2 separate regions of the Homo sapiens genome follow, and region 1 is linked to region 2. Evidence: read pairs that join two places in POLR2A ChIA-PET (ENCODE). Cell type or tissue: OCI-LY7. All regions are shown on one strand. Each heading gives the region's core, and the rest is flanking DNA. Links, peaks and the distances in the headings are about the cores only.

Region 1 (10,621 bases), core at 3,030-8,029, 170 kb before region 2:
GAGAAAAATCCCAGAAGAGGCTCAACAACAGCAGAAATAGCCCCAAGCTCAGGGTCCATATCTGAGACCTTGGCCATGGGGCCATGTCCCCTGGAGCTGCAGTGGGGATGATGCTGACCTGCCCCGCAGGATTACTGGGAGGACTAGGGAATACTTACTATAAAGTCCTGTGCACATGGAGATGGTACCAGGGTCCAGAAAGAAGGTGACTTTGGGGCAATAGTAATGGGCTACACTGATCACAGCACTGACTGTGTGCTGGGCACTTCTTAACAATAACCCTCAGAGTAGGTATTTTTCATCCCCATCTTACAGACAAGGAAATTGAGTTCAGTAACTTGCCCAAGAGCTCACAGCTCTGAAGAGGTGGCGGGGCTAATCTTTTTCTTTTGCTTTTGTTTTGTTTTGTTTTGTTTTTTGTTTTTTGAGATGGAGTTTTGTTCTTGTTGCCCAGGCTGGAGTACAATGGCACCATCTCGGCTCACTGCAACCTCTGCCTCCCGGGTTCAAGCGATTCTCCTGCCTCGGCCACCCAAGTACCTGGGATTATAGGCATGCACCACCACACCGGGCTAATTTTTTATTTTTAGTAGAGATGGGGTCTTAAGCTCCCGACCTCAGGTGATCTGCCCACCTTGGCCTCCCAAAGTGCTGGGATTACAGGCGTGAGCCACTGCGCCCGCCCAATTTTTTTCTATTTTTTGTAGAGATAGGGTCTTGTTGTGTTGCCCAGGCTGGTCTCAAACTCCTGGGCTCAAGGATCCTCCCGCCTCAGTCTCCCAAAGTACCGGGATTACAGGCATGAGCCACCACACCAAGCCAATATTCTTAGTCATATACAAGAGGGCCTGAGGCAGATCCAGATGTAGGGTGCTCATCTCTGAGAAGGCAGTGGGTGGAGGAAGTTCAGTACTCTAACCCCCAGGAGATGCAGGGCCCCCCAGTTTCATGCCCTTCCCTTTGCACAATGCTTTGCACTTAGAGTTGAGCCCAGCCAGCTTCCTAGGAGTATGGGGAGATGTTGTGAGTGGGACCCCCGAGATGACTGCATGGCACTTCATAGCTGGCATAGCTGTCCTGGTTATCTATGGCTGCATAACAAATCAACTATATACCTAATGGCACAAAATAATTTTATTATGTGCCCAGATTCTGTGGGTCAGCAGTTCAGACAGAGCACAGCAGGAGAGATTTGTCTCTATTCCATGATTTCTGGGATTTCAGGAAAAACTAAAATAGCTGGGGATGTTAGATGGCTAAGCTCAGCTGGGACTGTTGACTGGAGCACCTAGACATGGCCCCTCCATGTGGCTTGGGCTTCCTCACAACATGGCAGCTTCAGGACAGTGAATCTTCCTACTTCTTTACATGGTGGCTCAGGGCTCCAAGAGTGAGTGTTCCAGCAAACAAAGTATAATTTGCAGGGGCATGGTCTTTACTCACTTAGGGTCTCTTCTGCCATACCCTATGCAAAGTGCTGGAATTACAGGCATGAGCCACCGTGCCTGGCCTGTGGCCATGTTTTAACACCACCACAATTGCCATGGGTTGCCAGGCAGCCTGGCAGAGGAACACTGCAAGGACCCGTCCCTTCATGGCAGATTCAGAAAGGCTGAAAGGCGTTATGGTCAGTCAGGGAAGACCCAGGAGCCACTCAGGCCCACACAGACCTCTCTGTGTGCCACTGGCCTCTTGCACCCCTCCTTTGACTGTGACGTTCTCCCCTGGAGGGATCAAGAGGTCAAACCAGGCACTCAGAAAGGCAAGGGCCATAGTAGGGTGACCTTGAGTGAGCCACATGATGTCTGGGAGCTTTGCATTCCTTGCCTGCATCATGGCAGATGTTTCCTCTCTCCCACGGTTCTGGGGAAGAACAGAGGAGAGAATGTATATGAAACCCATTCACCCAGTAGGTTCCTGGCCAAAGCAGGTTTCCTTCCAAGGGGAATGGGGTGGGGCGGGGGTGCCACAGGCAGGGAGAAGATCTGAGGGCCTGACTCACTGGGTTCTCTCCCAGGGACTTAACCAGGGTGGCGTGTCTGCACTTGAAGCTGCAGCAGGCACCTCTCAGGCCTGTGGCTCCCAGCTCTAATTACAGATTTCTGGACATGTTTCCTGTTTGGGAGCTGGCAGTGTCCCCGCAGAGGATCCACAGATAATGAGCAGCTGGCTTCAGAGGCTCCATCCATGGGGCACTGACCTGGGAGCAGGCCCAAGCAGGCCCGCCTCAGACAGCAGAAGGCCCTCAAAGGTCATCTGGTCTCAATTCTTCCCCACATCACACTCACACAGGACCAACACCGTGATCACCATGACCAGTCTCTGCTTGCACGGTTCCAGTGATGGGCAGCTCACCACTTCACAGCCAGTCTGCTAATCTCTAGACATCACTCAAGACAGCACTGGAAGCACTTCCCAAATCAGTTTGTCCTTTAACTTCTAGCTATTGATCCCCAGGTCCACCAAGAACAATGAAACATGGAACAGAAGAAGGGCGCAGACCCTGGGATCAAGAAGAACTGGCTTTGGTTCCAATCTTAGTTTTTACGCTTGCAGTCTTGGTCTCTTTGATCCTCAATATTCTTCTCTGTAAAATAAGAATAATGCTATCCAGTATGAAGGGCAGCTGGAAGAGTGGAAGGTCATAACACGTGTGAACACACCTGGCACACAATAGACACCAAGTGCATGCAATTCCTTCCCCTTTCCCTCTTGGACACCTGCATTAGGTAGCTTTTTTAGGATTATAGATCAGAGACACACACTCAGATTCAAGCAAGTGACCGGCCTGAAGACCACAGGTACACTTGGAGGATAAAGGGGACAGAGGCCACCTCTTCTGCCACACAGTGGTGTCTCACGGCAAGCTGGAGGAGCCCAGGGTCCCGAGCCTTCCCCTTTCAACTCCCGAGTGCAGCTGAATGTCTGTTGAATGAAAAGAGGGTGGATGGCTGGCTGGATGGTTGGATGGGTTGATGGATGGATGAATGGACAATGGAACCATTTAAATAGGTTTCTAAAACCTGCCAGGAAACACCCACCCCTTTTAATTCTAGCCAAACTGAATGTCATCTTTTTGTCGAGAAATAGAGTAAAGCAGTGATGTTTAAACTTTTCTAAGCATCAGAAGAGGACTTGTGAAACAGATTCCTGGGTCCTACCTCCAGAGATGTTAATGTTCTAGGGTGGGGCCTGAGATGTTGCACTTCTAACCAGCTCCCAGCTGTGGCTGAAGCTGTTGCTCCACAGGCCACACTTTGAGTGTTGTGGAAGAAAGCAGACAGTCAACTTACAACACCCTTTGGAAAACAAGCACAGGAGCAAGATGAGGTCACTGGCCTGGGAGAGTTCAGCAGGAGGGAGTGCCCCTCCCAGCCCAGGGGTGGAAAGTGTGTTATGACACCAGCCCCTGCCTCCCACCACTTCAAATCTTCTGCTTTCCGTCTCCAGCCTGGGATCTCTCAGAAGCCCCTGTGACACCACAATGGCTTCATGGCAGATAGGGCTCTGGTCCAGAAGATAACACCTCCCCACAGGAGTTCAGGCTGGATGGAAATCTCAATAAACAGGGCGGGATGTGCAGAGGGTAAGGCAGGCCATCCACTCACTACAGGCCTTCCAGCAAGGGCTAGAAGGCCTAGAAAGAAGAGTGTAATCTTCTGGCTTCCCAGACACACACACTTGCACGCGCACACACACACGCACATGGAGGAGGGCCCAAACCTCTCCCCTAGACACCCAGAAGGTCTTCATTGCTTGGGACCCATCCAGCCATGGTTCCCATGGCTGATGGTAGTAGGGCCTCACTTCAATATTCAGGTCAGGCACTAACTTGCTGCATGGCCTTAAACATGTCCTTTCTGTTTTCTGGGTCTTATCTTCCCATCTGTAAAACAAGGTAGATGGATTAGGTCTTGCCTAGAGAAGGAACTGACATTACCTGAGCCACTGATATGTTTATTTATTAACTTTTCTCTCCAAAATATTTGATTGAGCAATTCCTATGAACCAGGACCTGATCTATAGCACTGCACAGGAGAGATGAAACAAAGCTCATGCCTCGTGGAGCTGGCCCCATGCTTTGCACGAAATGCCTGATTCCTATGATCTCATTTAGCCTTTACTACAGTCACCCACAGGAGTTGGGTGCCATCATCCTTGCTTTACAGATAAGAAAACTGAGGCATCGGCAGGGTGCGGTGGCTCACGCCTATAATCCCAGCACTTTGGGAGGCCGAGGTGGGCAGATCACTTGAGGTCAGGAGTTCAAGACCAGCCTGGCCAACATAGTGAAACCCCATCTTTACTAAAAATACAAAAATTATCCAGGCATGGTGGGGCATGCCTGTAATCCCAGCTACTCGGAGGGCCAAGGCGGGAGAATCACTTGAACCTGGGAGGTGGAGGTTACAGTGAGTTGAGATTGCACTACTGCACTCCAGCCTGGGCAACAGAGAAAGACTCTGTCTCAAAAACAAACAAACAAGCAAAAAACTGAGGCACAGATAAGAGGCAGGGCTGGAGTTTACACTGTCAGTGGTTCCACAGACCATCACGTAACCCTGAGACCTCCACTCTTGACCAAGCCCATGTCCTCTAGTTCTCTGTTTGGGTGAAGGTCATCCCCTCCTCAGCACCCTTCCATCAGCCTCCAAAGTCCACACCCCACAAGGAAGCGGAAAGACTGGAGGCTGCAGGGAAGGTGGTTCACACTCCCCGCCCAGATTTGGAGGTTCCAGGCTGGGCTGAGGCTTCTACTTCCTCCCCGCTGAGAGGGCAGCTCCGGGCCAGGCTGCTCCCTTGGCACGGGGTGCCCTGAATCACAGGTGCTCTAGGGGTGCTGCCAGGTTCTTTTCAGGGCCCCCATCCCCACCCACCCTACTCATCATTCACCCTTAGTGCCCATACATGACCTGAGAGGCAGAGGGAGCCCATCCCTTGGGTGCTAATGCAGCATGGCATCAAAAAAATGAGATCGGTCCAGCATCTGTGCATTTACCCACAAGATTGCAATCCAGAACCTAGAAAGAGGCTATTTTAACTTCAACTTGCAAGGAAGCTTAGCGTCACTATGGAAAATAAACTTGATGTTGAGCTACGCAGGGTGGGACTGGACACCACCATGATCCTGTCAGTACTTGGGGCGTCAAGGTCTCAGCCAGCCTTGGCTCGATGCCTCACTTTCCCACTTTGAAGATGTGCCCAATCATTTTCTACTGCCTGGAAAACTTCTCCTTTCCCTTCTGCCTCCCCTAAATGCTCATTTTTCATGGCTTCATTTACCTACTGCGTCCCCCAGGAAGTTGTTCTTAGCCCCGGCTGCCCCCAGTCCAGCTCAAAGTTCCACCACTGGACGGCTGAGCTCTGGGAACCCGGTGCCCTGCCTAGGCTAGGCTGTTTGCTGGGTTCCTCTGGCCTTCCTCAGGGTAAGGAAGATCACCGCACACCCAAGAGGCCCTGCAGGGCTTCAGGCACCACCTGAGTCACTGCTTTTCTTCGAGAGCCTGCAAAGCTAGAAGGCAGTATTTGCCTTTTACGCTGTCTGATGCAAGCATACTGTGGCATTTTTCTAGAGGATTCAAGACCACGCGGCTCTCAAGAAGTCGAATGCAGAAAGAAGCACACAGGAGAACCCAGTTGCCTCCTCTGAAGTGAATCACCAGAGAGATTCACAAAAACCTAAAGGAATGTCACTCTTCTGCTCAACTTTCTTTGTTTTAGGAAAATAGTTATTTTTTATGAAAAATATACGTTCATGTGTAGTGTTTATTCTTGTTGTTCTTAAAGAATTAAAAAATATTTTGTAATTTCTCAGTTTTAATTTTTAATGTGGTAAATATCCAGAGATATTTAACAATATTTTGCCTAAACCAAAGCTCTTTCGGGTCGTCAACAACTTTTCAGAATGTGACAGGGTCCTGAGGCCAGGCTTGAGGACGGCTGGAGGAAGTGTCCCGCCCACCACAGCTGATTGGATGAAGGGCGGGACCTGACTAGTGGGCAACCAATCCAGAGGCAAACGGTGGTGTGGGAATCGGCAGGGATTGAGGGGAGCAACAGGGCTATGCACGGTGAACTGGGCAGGCAGCCGAGGGAGAGGGCCTGTAAGGAGGCCTGGAGGGAAGCCAGGGAGGAGTTAGGGCCGCAGAGCAGCCACGTCTATAAGGAGCAGGGGCTGAGGTCCAGGCCAGATACACAGGAAGAAATGAATGCAGGAGACGGCGTGCAACAGGAAGAAGCAGAGAAGCAGCGGAGACGGAGGTACCTGGGGATGATGCCAGGACTGCAGCTTCAGGGACTTGTGGCAGATGCACAGGGTGCCTCTGGCTCCCTGGAGCTCCACACTGCAGTCCCAGCTCTGTCTGCAACCCACTGCTTTGATTCACCCAGGTTCCCACAATGATGCTCGTTTCACTCAACCCTCCCGTACTTGAGGTCAGCTGAACACCTCTTTTCTTCCCAACCAAAATAGCCTTGAGTTCTGTCCTGGCTCTGGGATCCAGCGGTCCCTCGCAGTCAACGTGGAGATGCTGAGTGCAGCTCATCACGAGGACTGACATCATCACATATGTAAGGGCCTGGCGTGTGCCGGGCCCTCAACAGGTGTGGCTAATATTAGCATGCTTGCTCCTCCCTCGACTGCTACTGTCATTATTAGCGGTGGTATTAATATCACAGCAGGAAATGGTCTCCAAGGTCACAGAGCTTAAGCTCTCAGTTTTACTGAGGGATGAACAGCAAGGCCAGGAGCAGGTCAGAAGCAGAACTGGAACCAGAGCCCACTCTCCTGTCCTGTCCAACCGGTCCCAGTGAGAGTGTAAGCTCCCTGGGGGGAGGGGCCATCCAGCAACCCCACATCCACACAACCGTCCACTCCTCTTCTCAGAAGTCATTTCTTTCAACACATCCCATGGGCTCTGTGCCAAGTGCTGTCTCCACAACAGGGTTTGGTCCAGAATTGGTTCAATCAATGTTTGTAGATCGATCCTTGGCCTCTCCCATCTGGCTAGACACAGGGAATCCAGGCCAGGGGTGGGGGTTGGAAAGGGTTCCAGGAGTCTTCCCCATGAACACCAGTCACCAAAACGTCTGTTACTCCCAGCAGCTCTCTTGTACCCACCACCTGTCCTGAGTTCTTCAGTGGAGAGCAGGGCCTGAATCTTCATCCCTTTAGCCAGAGAGGAAACAAGGCCCAGAGAGGTATAGTGCCTGTCTCAGGACACACAGCCAGCAGTAGGAGAGCCAGGGATGGAAATACAGGTCTGTCAATGCAAGTTCCTGATTCCAGAGTGAGCTGAGATATGTCAAGTATGCCTGACAGTAGGTAGCTGAGAGCAGGGTCTCAAGGGTAGACAGAGGGGGGGGGGGTCAGAGAGGGGCATTCGTGGGGTATGGACATCACAGAATCCAAGCCCCTGAAATAGCCACCTCTTCTACTGTCTGATAACTGAGCAGCTCCAGCTTCAAACACTTCACACTCAAACAGTGGGGCATCCATGCCAGAAAAAGCCTGGCTGGCCTGCAAAGGAAGAAAGATGGGGCCACTGGCCTTGCAGAGCCTCCCGTCCCAGACAGGGTAGAGTGTGGAGAAGAGGTGGCAGCCGCGCTCAGAGCTCCAAGAGAGCCCCCTGGGCAGGAGCTAGGTGGGCAAGCAGAAAGGTGGGGAGGCCCTGCCTATAGAAGCAGCAGCCTGAGTGAGCGCTGGGAGCCTGCAGAAGAAGAGGTTGGAGCCCAGCAGTCTGGGCAAGGATGAGGCCAGGTCTGGTGTGGGGACCCTTTATACCCTCTCTTCCCACCCTGTACTTCTCAGTCCCAGCTGGAAGCATGATGTATCTCCCCAGCTAGATGCGAGGCTCCCTGAAGGCAGGCCTGGGGGGCTCACTGCTGAATTCAGAGCCTGGCCCAGAACAAGTGCTCAGTAACTATGCGGAGTGAGTGACAACAGATACAGGCTAGGAGGGCCTGGGATAACTCTGAAAACAGAGCTTCTGTGCAACAGCAGGCTTAGCCCTTGTTTCCTGATAGATTTTGGCTGTTGCCACCAAGTGGGAAAGGGAGTGGTGGGGGAGGGGACCTGGAGAAGGGGAGTGACCTGACAGCAGAGGTGTCAGCAAGGCCCAGGAAGGGGTCAGGGCCCCATCCTGCAGGAGCAGCTCTGCCGGCAGCTGGGTCAGGCTCCCAGGTCCAGAGACGCCCCATGCTCCACTGTAGGGATGAGGCCACAAGGCTGGTCTTTGCCCCCTACTAGAGTCTGAGGCTCCAGCAGCTGATCTGGGCCAGCTCGGCAGAGAGCTGGATCTGGGAATAGGCTTTCCTCACTAGGCTACAGGAAGGAGCGATGCTGCTGAGGCCTGATGTTCATGCAGGGAGAAGGCTGGGGTACCAGTGATGCCCAAGGACAGCTCCTCTTACACCCATCCCTGGTCCAGCTCCCTCGTTGTCCTTAGCAAGTGGGGGACCAACTGAAGTCTCTGAAGTCTGCAAGGTGGGGCCGTCAGCTGAGGCCCACAATGACGTCTGTACTCCCCCAGTCACAAACAGGCATGCACACACCCACAGGCACACACTGACACACACATGCCCAGCGTGGGCTCTGTGCAGGCGGGGTCCTGCTGCAGGAAGGGCTGGTGCGGCTGCCAGGCAGCAGGCCCAGCACAAAGGCACAGGGTTGGGGGGGCGGTGTTGGCGGCACAGGAGTGGGGGAGGGCTGCGAGGGATGTGGCTCAGAGCCTAACAGGCCACCAGCAGCCGTGGCATCTGCTTTTTCTCACCTCTAAAGGGAATCGATTTGTCTCTGACTGATTTCCCTGACGTCTAGTTTTCTTCTCCGCCCGGCTGTCAGCCCAGCCACTGCACACAGGGAAGTGCGGGGGGAGCACCTTGACCGCCTGCCTGCCAGCCTCTCTGCCGCCTCACCACACCACCCCCTCACACACACAACACACGCTGCACTCACACTCACACGCCCGACAGAGAAACCCACACCCCACACCCGCACCACAGCCTCCCGTCCAGACACCCACACTCCCACCTGACAGACAAACCTGCCATACACCGTACAGACATATGTAGACAGATGCATATGCAAGCATGCACACACACACAGTACAAACACAGAGACAGACCTGCCACACGCGATACAGACACATAGTTTTACTGTGTGTAACATAGGTATACAGACACTCTCACACACGCACCACAGTACAAACACACACACACACAAACACACACTCCCACTCCACAGACAGACCTGCCACACACCACACAGTATAAACACATACACAGACACATGCAGACACATCACACACAGAAAGATGGACACACACACACATAGACCCACACACAAAGCCTCCACACTGACATCCCCAAGTACCCCAGAGTCACCACCATAACCCAGACACACACACACACACACACACACACACACTACATTACCACTCTCAGATACCAAAAGGGACACTGGCACACACAAGCCTCACACTCTCAGATGGCCCCAACACTCACGCACCCCACACATTCACACAGCCACACAGGCTGCATCCCTGCTCACACAGCTACACACACCACACACACACTCATACTCCCTGATCCCCACCAACACCCCCCTCGACACGAGCACCCACAGTCATGCACACCCACACAGTCCCAGGCCACATGGGCACTCCTCGCTGTCCCCGCCCACCCCAGCAACCCCTACTTCATCGTGGAGCTGCTCCTGGCCCCCCGAGAGTAGTAACGGCCCCCTTGGTGGAGGCAGACATAGGTGTGACCCAAAGAGGTGGGCAGGGCCTGGCTGGGGGGCACGGGGGACCCCAGGGTGCTGCTCATCTGGACAGGCTCGTTGCAGGGCAGCCTGGGTGAGGAGCTGGACCCTGGCAGGGCTGCAGTGATTTGGGGCAGGGGTGGGGGTGCCAAATGCTCAAGATTACCAGGATCAAACCAAGCTTTTCCAGCACAAGGGCAGGGCTTCCCGGCGCCCCAAAGGACCTGGGCAGTCAACAATAATGATGGCGGTGAGCAGAACAAGGATAATACAAACTGATCCTCTCTGTGTCCACAAAGCATGTTCCCATCTGTGACAGCTCTAGATTGGATCCCGGAAACATCCACTAGAGTTGGCATTATTCCCACCTCACAGATGAGGAAACCTAGATCTGAATCTGGAAAGGGACTTATCCAGGGTGCGCCGTGGGCAGTGAATTTAGACCTGGAATCCAGGTGCACCAATTCCCTGGCCAGAACTCCAACCAACCAACCAACCAACCAACCAACCAACCAACCAACCAGAACTCCAGATAATGGTCCATCTGTCCTCAGAATCCTCCTAAGGCCATCCACACTGGCACCACCTGCCTAGGGAACACTAAGGAAGCCCTCAGCATGAGCCCTGGCAAGGGGCAAGTACATGTGTACGTGTACATGCAAGGTGTGTGAAGGTGTGCATGACTGTGAATGCATGGGGCAGGTGTGGGCAGCAGGCCCCACAGGTGGGTGTTGGGAGACAGCGTGTCTATGTAGGTCACGTGCGACTGTGTAGGTGGGAGAGCTGTGTGGGTAGAGGTGTGCCGCCAAGGGGATCCAGATGCGGCTATGGGTTTGTGTGCATGTGAGGGTGCCTGTA
Region 2 (10,621 bases), core at 2,170-7,169:
CTTCTCCCTTAAGAAGGACCCCGTGCCACCCGCCAGGCTGACTGGTCAAAGGGGCACTGAGCATGTGGTTTTATTTCCAAAATAAGACGGGCTTTCCCTGCCCACTCTCTTAACCATCTGCCCAGCCACACTGCCCCTGCTGGAGGCCATGCCCCCTTGGCCCTTGGCACCTGGCTCCACCTCTCCTCCTCCAGGAAGCCTGTGGGGTGATCCCCAGCCTGGCCTCTGCAGTCTAGCCCTCTGGTAGGCACTCCCAGCAGGTAGGTTGGTACTGTTTGTCTGCCTTCACCTGGATTTTAGGCTTCTGGAAATCAGTGATGTCATCTTACTCTTTTTGTTTAATCCTTTCTTCCCCAGCCTCCTGCAAGAGTGTTAAAGCTAGAAGATGCCTTAGGAATCATCTCACCCCGTCCCCACTTCATCAAGGCCATGGAGTCCAGGGTCTGAGCGCTGTAGTCACACCACAATATGGCCTGGGCCAAGCAGAAATTCCCTCTCCCATGCCTGGCTCTAGCCCGGCGGACACTGCCAGTATAGCTGCGTGATTAGGCTGGAACCTTTGAAATGAGCTAAAGCCAAGTTCCGGTCCCAGCAACCTCACTGCCCAGCTGTGTGACCTTGGGCGAGTTGTGTAACCTCTCTGGGCCTCAGGTTCCTCTTCTGTGAAGTCTGAGCTGTGGTGCCCACTTTGCTGGGCTGGAGTGAGAATTCGATGGGATGATGTATGCAAAGGGGCCTGGTGCAGCGAGTGGGCTCCCGGAAAGCTCAGCACCCCAGCCATCCTCAGAGGTTTGGGGTACAGGGAGAAATGAGTGACATCTTGATCAGCCCCTTCCTTCTGGGGCTGAGGAAATGGGCACAGAGAGGTGAGCCATGTGTCCACAGTGCAGTATGCATGCTGGCATGCTTGGGACCCCCAGGCCAGGATCCTCCTGAGGACACACCTTGTGTCCTGTGTCCCTCCCAGGCTGAGCACAGGCGGTGCAGAGCTGACCCAGGGCAGCGCCTGGAGAATGAATGAACCCAAGGGCCTCCCTCTGGGCAGCCGGAACCCGCGCAGTCTGCCACTCAGCTTCCCTGTTCCCCAGCCCCAGAATAGTGTGGAGATAGCTTGGTTTTGTGTATAGTTACTGGGCTTTGAAGTCTGATAGATCTGGGTTTGGATCTCAGCTTTGCCATCTTCTGATCTTGGGCAAGTTCCTTAGTTATTTTCAGCCTTAGTTTTCCCATCTGTAGATGGTGCCACTCATTCATTCTACCTTCGGCTATATTGTTATAAAGATAATTCACATAAAATACCAAATATGCTGCCTGACGTAGTACATAATGAAGGACACGCCTATTGTTCTTGTTACTATTCAGAATTATGAATGGAGATGTCAGTGTGACTGCAGGAGGGCCACCCACCTCTAGGGCCTCAGGTAGAGAATCCTGCCTGCTGCCTGGGCCACCTGGGCCTGCACACACCCTGGCTTCTGTGCCTCTGGCTGCAGTCATTGCTTGGATGGGACAGGGGAGGGTCATCTCCGCCTCAGGCAGCTCATGTGACCTTCCTACTCTGGCCTTTGCCCTTCCAGGAAGTGTTCTGGGCCGCTCTTCCCGCCCCCGAGCCAGTCTTGCTGGGGGAGGGAGCCCAGGGCGCCTTCAGGCAGGCTCGTGGCTGGTTGGGTATATCCAAGGTGGCCATGGCTTTCATGAAGCTGGACATGATACTGGATTCAGAATCCAGGATTCCGATCTTTCTGTGGCTTCTCTTCGCACAGACGTCTTTGTTTCTGGTCACGCCTTTGTGGCCAGAGCCCAGCTTGGAGCTAGGAATCTTCCTCCTGTCCCCCACCCCCCTAGTATCCCCTCCCCCAGTCTTTTACCCAGCCAGCTGGCCCTCCTTGCCTCTTCTGTGTCTCTCCTCCAGCCTCTCCACCCTTGGGCCACTCCCTTTAGGTCGGCATTTCTCAAAGCAAGTCCTGGGGAAAACTAGTTCTGTGGGATTTTAAAATGTGTTTAGTGAAAAAAGCATTTTTGCCATCCAGTAACACTGAGAAAAGCCAGATTTTGTAAGGCCCTTCCCATGCAAGCGTGCTTTCATGATCTCCCAGAGGAGGACAGAAGATGCAGCTTTCCCCAACTCATCTAACCGGGAATGCTTCGCTCAGGAGCACCTCCTGGGACCTGGTTTCCAAGAAACAGATCTGGGCAGAGCCATCTGGGGTGTCCCAGTCACCAGAGCACAGTGTGGCTTTTCTCTGATCTCCTGTCTTTATTAGAGATGGTGCCCAGGCAGACTTCATCTGGGCATCGAGGCCACTGCTGGAGGAGCTCACTTGTCCGAAAGCTCCTTCCCTAATCCATCCTTCCCTCTGGAACATTTGTGACTGTCCTTTGCCACTAAAACAGAGTCCCTCCAGCTCCTCAACCTGGCATTCTGGCCAATGGCATGGGACCCCTGCCTCCCTCTCAGCTGCAACCACCCAGGACTTCTGAGGCGCCCTGTTGAGCTCATGGTATGGTTCCCAGAGGGCCTGTAGAGTGGTGGTGTTTAACTCTGTCACGCAGGCACCCAAGTCTCTGGCTCCAGCTTCCTTCTGCCTCTGATGGAGCCGATAAGACCCACCAGGGCACTCTAGAGAGTGAATGTTCACCTGCTCAGGGCGAGGCTAAGTTTCCTAGTCACTAACCCAGTGAATCAGCACAGCAGCCTATGAAGTTGTACAATTATGGTTACTGTTGTTATTATTTATAGATGAGGGACCTGAGGCATACTGAGGCTAGCATTGTGCCCCAGGGCACAGAAGCCAGCAAGTGTCAGAGCCAGGATGCAAGCCCAGGCAGCCTGGTGCCCTTAACCACTAAGCTATACTGCCCATCTAAGATGGGGTGAAACATGGGTCAACTCGTGAGGTTATAACACCAAAGTGCTTTGTAAACTGTAGAGTGCTGTGCACATTAGACTTTCAAGTCACCAGGCAGCTTTGGAGCACCTAGCGTGATTTTTGTCTCTGTTGGTTTTCAGCAGGCAGCCAGGAAGCGTGTTTTCGGATTGCCTGTGGGGTGTCCAGCGTGTGCTTGGAGGGTTTCAGGAATGAGGGCCCTCTGCTCTTGGGCCGAGGTGGCTCAGTCCCCTGAGTAGCCTCACACCCAGAGACTCCACTAAATGAAGATCGGGCTAGACCCAGCTGACGCACGCCCCTCCCATGCCATGGGCTTTCTGGAGAGTAGAGCTTGATGAATCACTGTGCCAGCCTCAGCCCAGCTCCCACCCCCGGATCTAGGGATGCTAGAAATCTCCATAGGGAGCTGTGGGGGCTGCCCAGGGCCTCTGCAGGGAGAAGCATAGCTGCTTCCTAGTAAGAGCCAAGCCCCTGTTCCCATCACACTTGGCATGGGCACCCTGTCCTACCCCACCCCAACCCCCAAGGCGGCTTGGAGCTCCCCAGGGCAGGCCCGTTTGAGCTGTCTGTGGGCTGACCACAGGCCTGGCCTGGGCAGGCATCAGCAGGGGTGGACTGGATGTGGTTGGGGCAGTTGGGGCTCCTGAGGCCTGGGTGTGGGCCCTGACCCTGCCTCGGATCCACAGTGGGGCCTTCAAGGCTCTGCTCTACGCTCCCTGCCTCAGGCCTCCGTTTCCTCATCTGTAAATGTTAGGATAGGCCTGCGCAGATCCCAGATCACTTCCAGATCTAAGCCATGAGGACTTTTCATTGTTTTTCCATCTACCACTTTTAGCTCAAGTAAATGTCTGCCTTCTGATTCCTCTGTTTCCCCAATTTTTTGGTTTTTTAGAAATTAAAAAATATATATATACTAACAGTGAAGAGCAGCTAACTAAAGGAGTACACTCATGGGCTCAGGAGGAGCAGCCACTGCCCTGGGTCATTCACACCCCCTGTGTGGCTAGGTAGAAATCACCTACCCACTCAGAGCCTCAACTTTCTCATCCACAAACTGAAATAATACTTGTTTGCAGGCTACTGTGAGACTGTGATATAAGGTTGCTTGAAATAGGCCCACCCATCCATAGAGGCTCTTAGCTTGAAAAGAACCTGGCTGTGACTCTCAGTTTAGGGTAAAGAGCACAAAGTCAGGAAACGGGAAGTTTGCATGTGGATCTGCTTGGTGGCCTCAAGCTAAGCCCTCCCCTCTCTGGCCTCTGTTCACTGCCTTTTCAAAAATAGACCACCTAGAAGACTTCATCTCATGTGTTGGTACCAGGTGGTTAACAATGGCTGTGCAGAAGTGTATGTGGAGGATTGGCTGGGAGAGTGCAGTGATTGATTAGCCATGCCTGCTATGGGTGTGGGAGGTGGAGGGTTGTATGGATGCCACCTCCACCTCTTGCATACCAGAGCATTACCATCCCTATGCCAGCTGGTCCTTAAGGGCTGATCTAGTTCTGTCTAACTCTTCCTGGGGGATGCCATTAATCCTGCCCCTATTTGGAGCTCCTGCAGAATGCCAGGTGGGATTTGGAGCCTTGGGGAGCTGGGGGTAGGGAGGGGACAATGGAGAATACCTCCATTCCTGGAGCCAGGGTGTAGGAACATCTGCTAGGTATTTACAGCCTTCTAGAGGGCACCAGCTGGTGGTCGGGGGGGGTCCTGCCTCTGTCTACAGTCACATCCTTCCCTATATCCTCCAAGGGCCCTCGGGTAACTGTTCTCACCCCTCTCTTCCCCACTTCATGGCATCTGAGCCTTTGGAGTCACAGACAAGAGCCTTGAGGCAGAGCCAGGACAGGGACACTGCATGAGCACTGCTATCCTGGGAGAGGCTTGTGGCCTGGGCCCAGCACTGGACGGGCCTGTGACTCCCTATCTTCACCATCCTCAGCACTCCACAGCAGTGCTAGTCACCTTCCTCTCACTCAGGGAAGTTGGGGCTGGGGAAGGCAGTGTCTAGTTGAGGGAGGTCTGCCATATTCCCATGGAAAACATGATACAGAAAAACATGGGCTTTGTAATCAGACCTAGATTCAAATCCTGGCAGTTGTCAGTAGTGTGACCCTAAGCAAATCATTGCACCTCTCAGAGGCTCAGTTTCTTCATCTGTAGTAGCCTCTGTTTCTTCACCTGTAGTACTGTAATAATAATTGGACCAGCATATAGAGTTTTGAGGCTTAACTGATGTGACATAGAGAACCTAGTGTTTAGCACATATAGGTTTGATAGTTGTTCAGTACCTCTTTCCACTCTGAGGAAACAAAGTGTAGGGGTGTGGCCTCCTTGGGAATGAGAGAAAGCCCAAGGGGCCTTCTCCAGAGCTGAATCCAACCCTCCTTTGCCTCTGGGGAAGAGAAGCTGTCAGAGAAAGTTCACTGTGAGGTCAGGGATTTGGAGTATGGCCAGAGGATGGCAGGGGGGTTTGGCCTCAAGGGCATGGCCTCCTCTAAAGTGCCATGTGCCCAGAAAGACAAGGCACACCAAATGCAGCTAGGATCCCAGCCCTGTGTGGGTTGGGTCAGTGGGCTGGCCCCTTTGTCAGGGCCACATCACTGAGTGTTTCCCCAGGAAACTGTCACTTCTGAATTAACTTCTGTGTCCCAGGGCAGGTTGCTAGGCATAGCTGTGTGGGGCTGACTGTCATGAAGCCCCCACTCTGAAATGCCAAGGTTACATTATGTTATCCCACTAGCCAGCATTGACAATGGGTGTTCCCGTGAACAAGGATGGGTGTTGGGAGATTGGATCATGAAGAGAAGTGGGTCCACCCTTCCGGAAGCTTTGAGTGCCAAGCCAAAGCATCTGAACTCTGGTGGGGCAGTGTGGAGCCGTGTCAAGTCTTGGCACAGGAGCACTGCCCTGGTTGAGGAAGGAGGGACTGAATTCTGAAGAGTTGTGGTCCGAATGCAGAATTTCACTTTTTAAAACACTGTCCCCTAAGTATTCATTTGCTCAGCTCCTCAACACAGTGGGGCAGGGAGGAGATGGACTTTCCTGCTTGACAGATGAGGATGCAGGCTCAGGAAGGTGAAATACCCTCCCACAACCTCATAGCCAGGAGGTCTGGCTCTCAGGACCACTGCCTACCCAGGGGCCCCACCCTGTGCAATGACTCACGCTGGCCCGAGGGCCTGCTCCAGTTGTCCTGCTAAGAGCTGGAAGCAGCTGGCCCTGTGCAGCTGCCCGGAGCTGCCTCTTCCATCCCTCTCCCCATCTCGTCTCCTGTCTCTCTGCCCTTCTTTCTGACTTCCCTGAGGTAGGGCACAAAGTCACTCTCCTACTGTCCTTGCTTCACCACCACCCTCTTCCTCTGCATCCAGCCCGTGTGCCTGGTGCAGGCTACCGAGGTTTGGGAATGCGCGAGCCACCTGCGACGTGACCACAGGCAGCTTCCACACCTCTCTGAGCTTCTACTCATTACCTTTAAGGTGAGGAAGTCATCAGTCTACATCAGTGCTTGCCTAACCTTGGTCACTTTCATTCCGTTCATACTATGTTTAAAACAATTCTTTAATTCACTTAGGTCTGCTATTGCTACCTAATTTAACTGCATGCTAAATAATAACATTCATGAACTCATCAGTCCAAAAACTTCACTATGAGAATGTAAAAGGTTTGTCCATGGACCTTCTAAAGTCATCGTTATCCCACCAGAAGTACATGTATCTCTCTTTGGGAACCCTCAACGGGGTAACCAGTGTCTCTCTGAGTCCTAGGATCTTCTGATTATGGCTGGGTGATGGGTTTTTCAGCTCTCACCACCCTGGTTCTCATGTACACCCAGCAATGGGCGTGCGTCCACCTGCCTGTTCACCCATCTAATGAGTACCTGCTGAGTACGGAGCCCTGGGCTAGACTAAGGGATCTGTAACTGGAAGACATTCCAGCTGATGGAGAGACAGTTGCAAGGAGTCAGCCCTCATCTAGTGCTGCTACGATGGGGGTGTGTGACAGCGACATGGAGGGGATAGGGATGGAAACCAAGAAAGAGCACGAAAGAGTGACAGTTGAGCCATACCCTGATGGATGGGAGGTGTCCAGGCATTGCGGGCAGAGGGACAGTCAGAGGCAAAGACATGGAGGTGCGATCTTCAGAGCACAGTCCGGGAGGCAGGGAGCAGCCCCACGTTGGGGACAAGGGATGTGACTGAGAGTAGTGAGGGCTAGGGGCCAGGCCGAAAAGGATCCCAACTGATGCTGACATGTGCAGGTTGGCAGGTCATTGCTGAGCCCAGGGCTCATGAAGTTTGTCCCTTTGGGAGTCTAAGGCTGATGAAGGGGCTGTCTGGGATGTCCTCTGGACCCCTAGGCTTTCCCTTCTGGCTGTGTCTTGGAACGCAGCCTCTGCTCGCGGGCTGTAGGCAGAGCTGCCCACTCCTGCCACTGGCACCGCTTGCCCCAGGGGACCTAAGCTGCAGATGTGCATGGTGATTGAATCATTTCTGCACACCACTGCTCACACAGCTCCCCGGGGACCCCCACTTGCCTGTGCAAGCTGTCATGAGATGTGTGTGCTCAAGTGCATCTGTGTTGGCATCCAGCATGTGCACATACCTGCTGTGAAGTATGCAAGGGGTCACATGTGTATGTGCCTATGCACACGTGTGCTGTGCAGACGCCTCTCTCTGGGTGCGTGTGCATTATGTGGACTGATGAACTAGTGAGGCCTCAAAGGTGGGAAATAAAACACTTGTGTTGGGACAGCTGACTGTTCGGTTGGCTGCCACCCTTGGGAGCTAGCTGCCTGTGGAGCTCCACATTTCTGTGGGGCAGCTAGAAGCACCTCATCCCTGTGTCCAGTGAGGAGCCCCCTGAGGGCTGTTTGCCTCCCCCAGCCGTTGAGACCGTTGAGATGCTTCTCTCCTTGCTGACTTGGCAGCCCAGAGATATCCAGGGCTCTATTTGGACCTGTCAGAGGGGCTCCAGCCCAGCTCTGCTCACGATGCCCTCCGTGTCCTCTTCCTCTCCCCACCTCCGCTTCCCACCCTGCTGCATGAGGGCATGAGGCAGGTGTTCCCAGGCCTTTTCAGCTCTCAACGTTCTATCCTCCAAGCAGCCCTCTATACATAATAGCCGCTAACTTTTCTTGAACTAGTCTTCTGCACCAGGCGCCGCTAAGCATAGACACCCTCGCTCTGCTGGGTGGTGAGAAGTGTAAATGGAAGCTTGGTCCCGAAAGACGTCCCACGGGAGTTGGGAAGACCGAGCTGACCCCATGTTACCATCCAAAAACTTCCATTTGCCCAACTAAGCCCAGCCAAGCGTAAGGTGCAAGAAGAAGCACAGAGCTGTGAAAGGGGCAGCGTCTTGGCCTTGGGCTGCCCTGGAAGAACAGCTCCCGGGGCTGCCGGGCCTTCAGCCTCCCCATGGACCTGCCTTGGGACAGGCTTTGCAGCTTCAAAAGCAGGCATTCTCCTCTTGTGGGGATGGTGTTTTCTGAACAGCCGGAGCTCCTCACAGGGAATCCTAAGAGGCTGGTATTTGACAGGCTGCCAAAGGCTGGCCAGCCCGATCCTGTGCTTTGCAGACAGCGAAATGGAGGTCCAGCTCTCTGCCCTATTCACTCAGCAAAGCAGGGTCCTGATCCCCCATGCTGATTAGCTTTGCATGGCTCCTGGCTGCTCTGACCAGGAGACATGGCGGGGGTCCTGAGCCGGGATGGGGGTAGCCTGCTTGGTCTCACCCCCCATTCAGGGGCAGTAGGAAGGGCTGAGGCCACGGGTGCACCTGGGGCCAGGCCGACAGTGATCTGTTGGGCGGGAGCCCGGCCTCTCCGGCTATAGAGCTGCAGCCACGGAGGATTTGTAGCGACTTGTAAAGGCTTAAAGGAGTCCAGGAGCCCGGAGGCGGAGGCAGCGGCCCAGCTGAGTGGCGCTCTTGTGGCGAAGGGCGACCTCTGCTGGCCACCAGGTGCGTGTCACCTCCCAAAGGTGGCCGGTGTGCAGGGAGCCCAGTGATGTAAGTGACTGGATTTGGGCAGGTTGGGTGGAACAAGAAGGTCATCTCCTGGGGCCCAGTCACAGCCGGAGGTGGGGACTACCAGGAAGCTCTGACTGCCAGTCATGGGGAGTGCAAAGAACAGCACATTAACAGCTGGAAAGGTAGAGGGTTTGAATCTCAGCCCAGCAGCTTTCCGGCTGTGTCACCTTGGGCAATTTGCTTCACCTCTCTGAGCCTTTTAAGGATGAAGAAAATTAGCACTGCATAGGGCCTGGCCTGGTGCCTGAACATAGCAGGTGTAGAACAAATGGAAGATCCCAGCCTGCCCCTCAACAAGCTGTCTCTTGCATGCCTCCCTCAGCGCACCCTTCCTCTCTTTATGCCTGAGACCCTTTGCTCTCTAGGCCTTTGACCCTTTTACTCCAGAGACTGGAGCCTCCATCTCCTCCATTCCTGGGGTTAGTAACCGCAGTTCTCCATCATTGACCTCAACAGTTTAAAAATGTCACCTCACCTGTAGGTGCCTCCATAATCCGCTAGCCATTTGTTCTTTTATTAAGAAACACAGGACACAGCGCTGTCCCTGTGGTCTGCGATGTCCCTCCTGCCATCCATCTACCCACCCTTGGGTCTCACAGGTGTTGCAAGCCCAGACACTCACCCCTCGGTTCCTGTGAGCTGCAGCCCTGCCTGGGAGCAAAGCCCCCCTGGGACCTGGACCCAGCCCAGTGCCCCTTGGCCTTGAACAAAACACTGATGGGCCCCAGGCTCCTCAGAGTAAAACCAGTTGAGGCAGAGCGGGTAGATAGGGGACCTGAAAGCACCTTCGGCCCTTAATATTCCAGGAATCTTTCTGTCCAGAAGCCAGTTCAGTCCAGCCGCCGGCCTCCAGACAAGACTGCCCGTGACCCCACGTGGGGCCAGCCCGAAGGTGGACAGTCCCATCTCCCAGTTTGCTGTTAACTTCTTAAAGCAGGACCTGGGCCCCCGCTATGACTAAACAGAAAAGAACTGCCTCTGAGCCCTGTGGTCGCCAGCTGGGTGGATCTAAGCTCCTGTGCCTGCTTGGGGCTTCCAGGCAACAAGCATTTATCAAGGCCCACCGGGCTCTGCCCCCGGACACAATGTCAGGAGAAAGTTCCTCTTGAGAGGTAGACCCTTATGGGTCACTGACTTGCCCCTCTGCAGCATCCTGTTCTGCAGATGGGGAAACCAAGGCCAGGAAACCAGAGAAGCCCACTCGAAGTCCATCCTGGCTGGGGACACCTGGGTGCTCACTGGAGTGAGGGAGAGGACGGAGGGCCTGGAAGCACACCTGGAACCTCCACAGTGTGCAGGTCTGGCCCCCAGGTCACTTAGGTTTGTCAACAGCGCCCCCTGCTGGCTGCCTGGGCCACCGGTGGCCCTTTGTCCTGGTGGGCAGTGGCCTGCCGACAGCAGGATGAAGGCCTGCCGGGCATGAGGTTTCTTTGTACTTCTCTTCTGTCTCCTCCAGCTAGGAGCTGAGCCAACCCAGGCCTTTGTGGGATGGGTCTCCCTGTCCTGGCTGGCTGTGAAAGTTGAATTCTCTATTGGAACCCTGGCTACCAGTGTTCACCCATGCCCCCACGTGGGACCCAGGCCTTCACTGCCGCATGGGTATCACATGGTGCCTGGGAGACCACCAGGGTCCTTTGGCTCTGATGGGGCCTGGCACCAGGAACTGAGATGGCCTTGCTGAAGGTGGCACTGTCTTGCTCCTGCTC

Evidence for each region. ChIA-PET counts read pairs that join two places held together with the same protein. Peaks named below come from ENCODE experiments on the same cell type or tissue, not always from the same donor. Only the 100,000 strongest peaks of a DNase experiment are listed, where the experiment ranks them.
Region 1: POLR2A ChIA-PET joins it to region 2 with 6 read pairs; 2 of 35 experiments call an interaction of 5 or more read pairs at or near these places.

What each region holds. Positions count from the first base shown.
Region 1 is chr10:79,016,754-79,027,374 of GRCh38, forward strand. All of the region lies in intron 5 of ZMIZ1-AS1 (ZMIZ1 antisense RNA 1), which reads right to left. It overlaps LOC112268062 (a long non-coding RNA gene), which reads right to left and starts at 4,204. Exons shown (of 2, transcript XR_007062214.1): 1 at 3,162-4,204; 2 at 1,117-2,587. RefSeq lists a cis regulatory region at 6,438-6,938 and an enhancer at 6,628-6,977. In OCI-LY7, for the core only: no CTCF peak of the experiment used is centred there; DNase peaks (open chromatin) are centred at 5,988 and 6,628; H3K4me3 peaks cover 1,319 bases; H3K27ac peaks cover 1,213 bases.
Region 2 is chr10:79,186,789-79,197,409 of GRCh38, forward strand. The region is part of intron 4 of ZMIZ1 (zinc finger MIZ-type containing 1); the gene reads left to right. Among named protein-coding and RNA genes, the nearest start is that of ZMIZ1, 120 kb to the left of the region's middle. RefSeq lists enhancers at 734-1,269, 1,270-1,804, 3,412-3,946, 9,017-9,106. In OCI-LY7, for the core only: no CTCF peak of the experiment used is centred there; a DNase peak (open chromatin) is centred at 4,153; H3K27ac peaks cover 838 bases.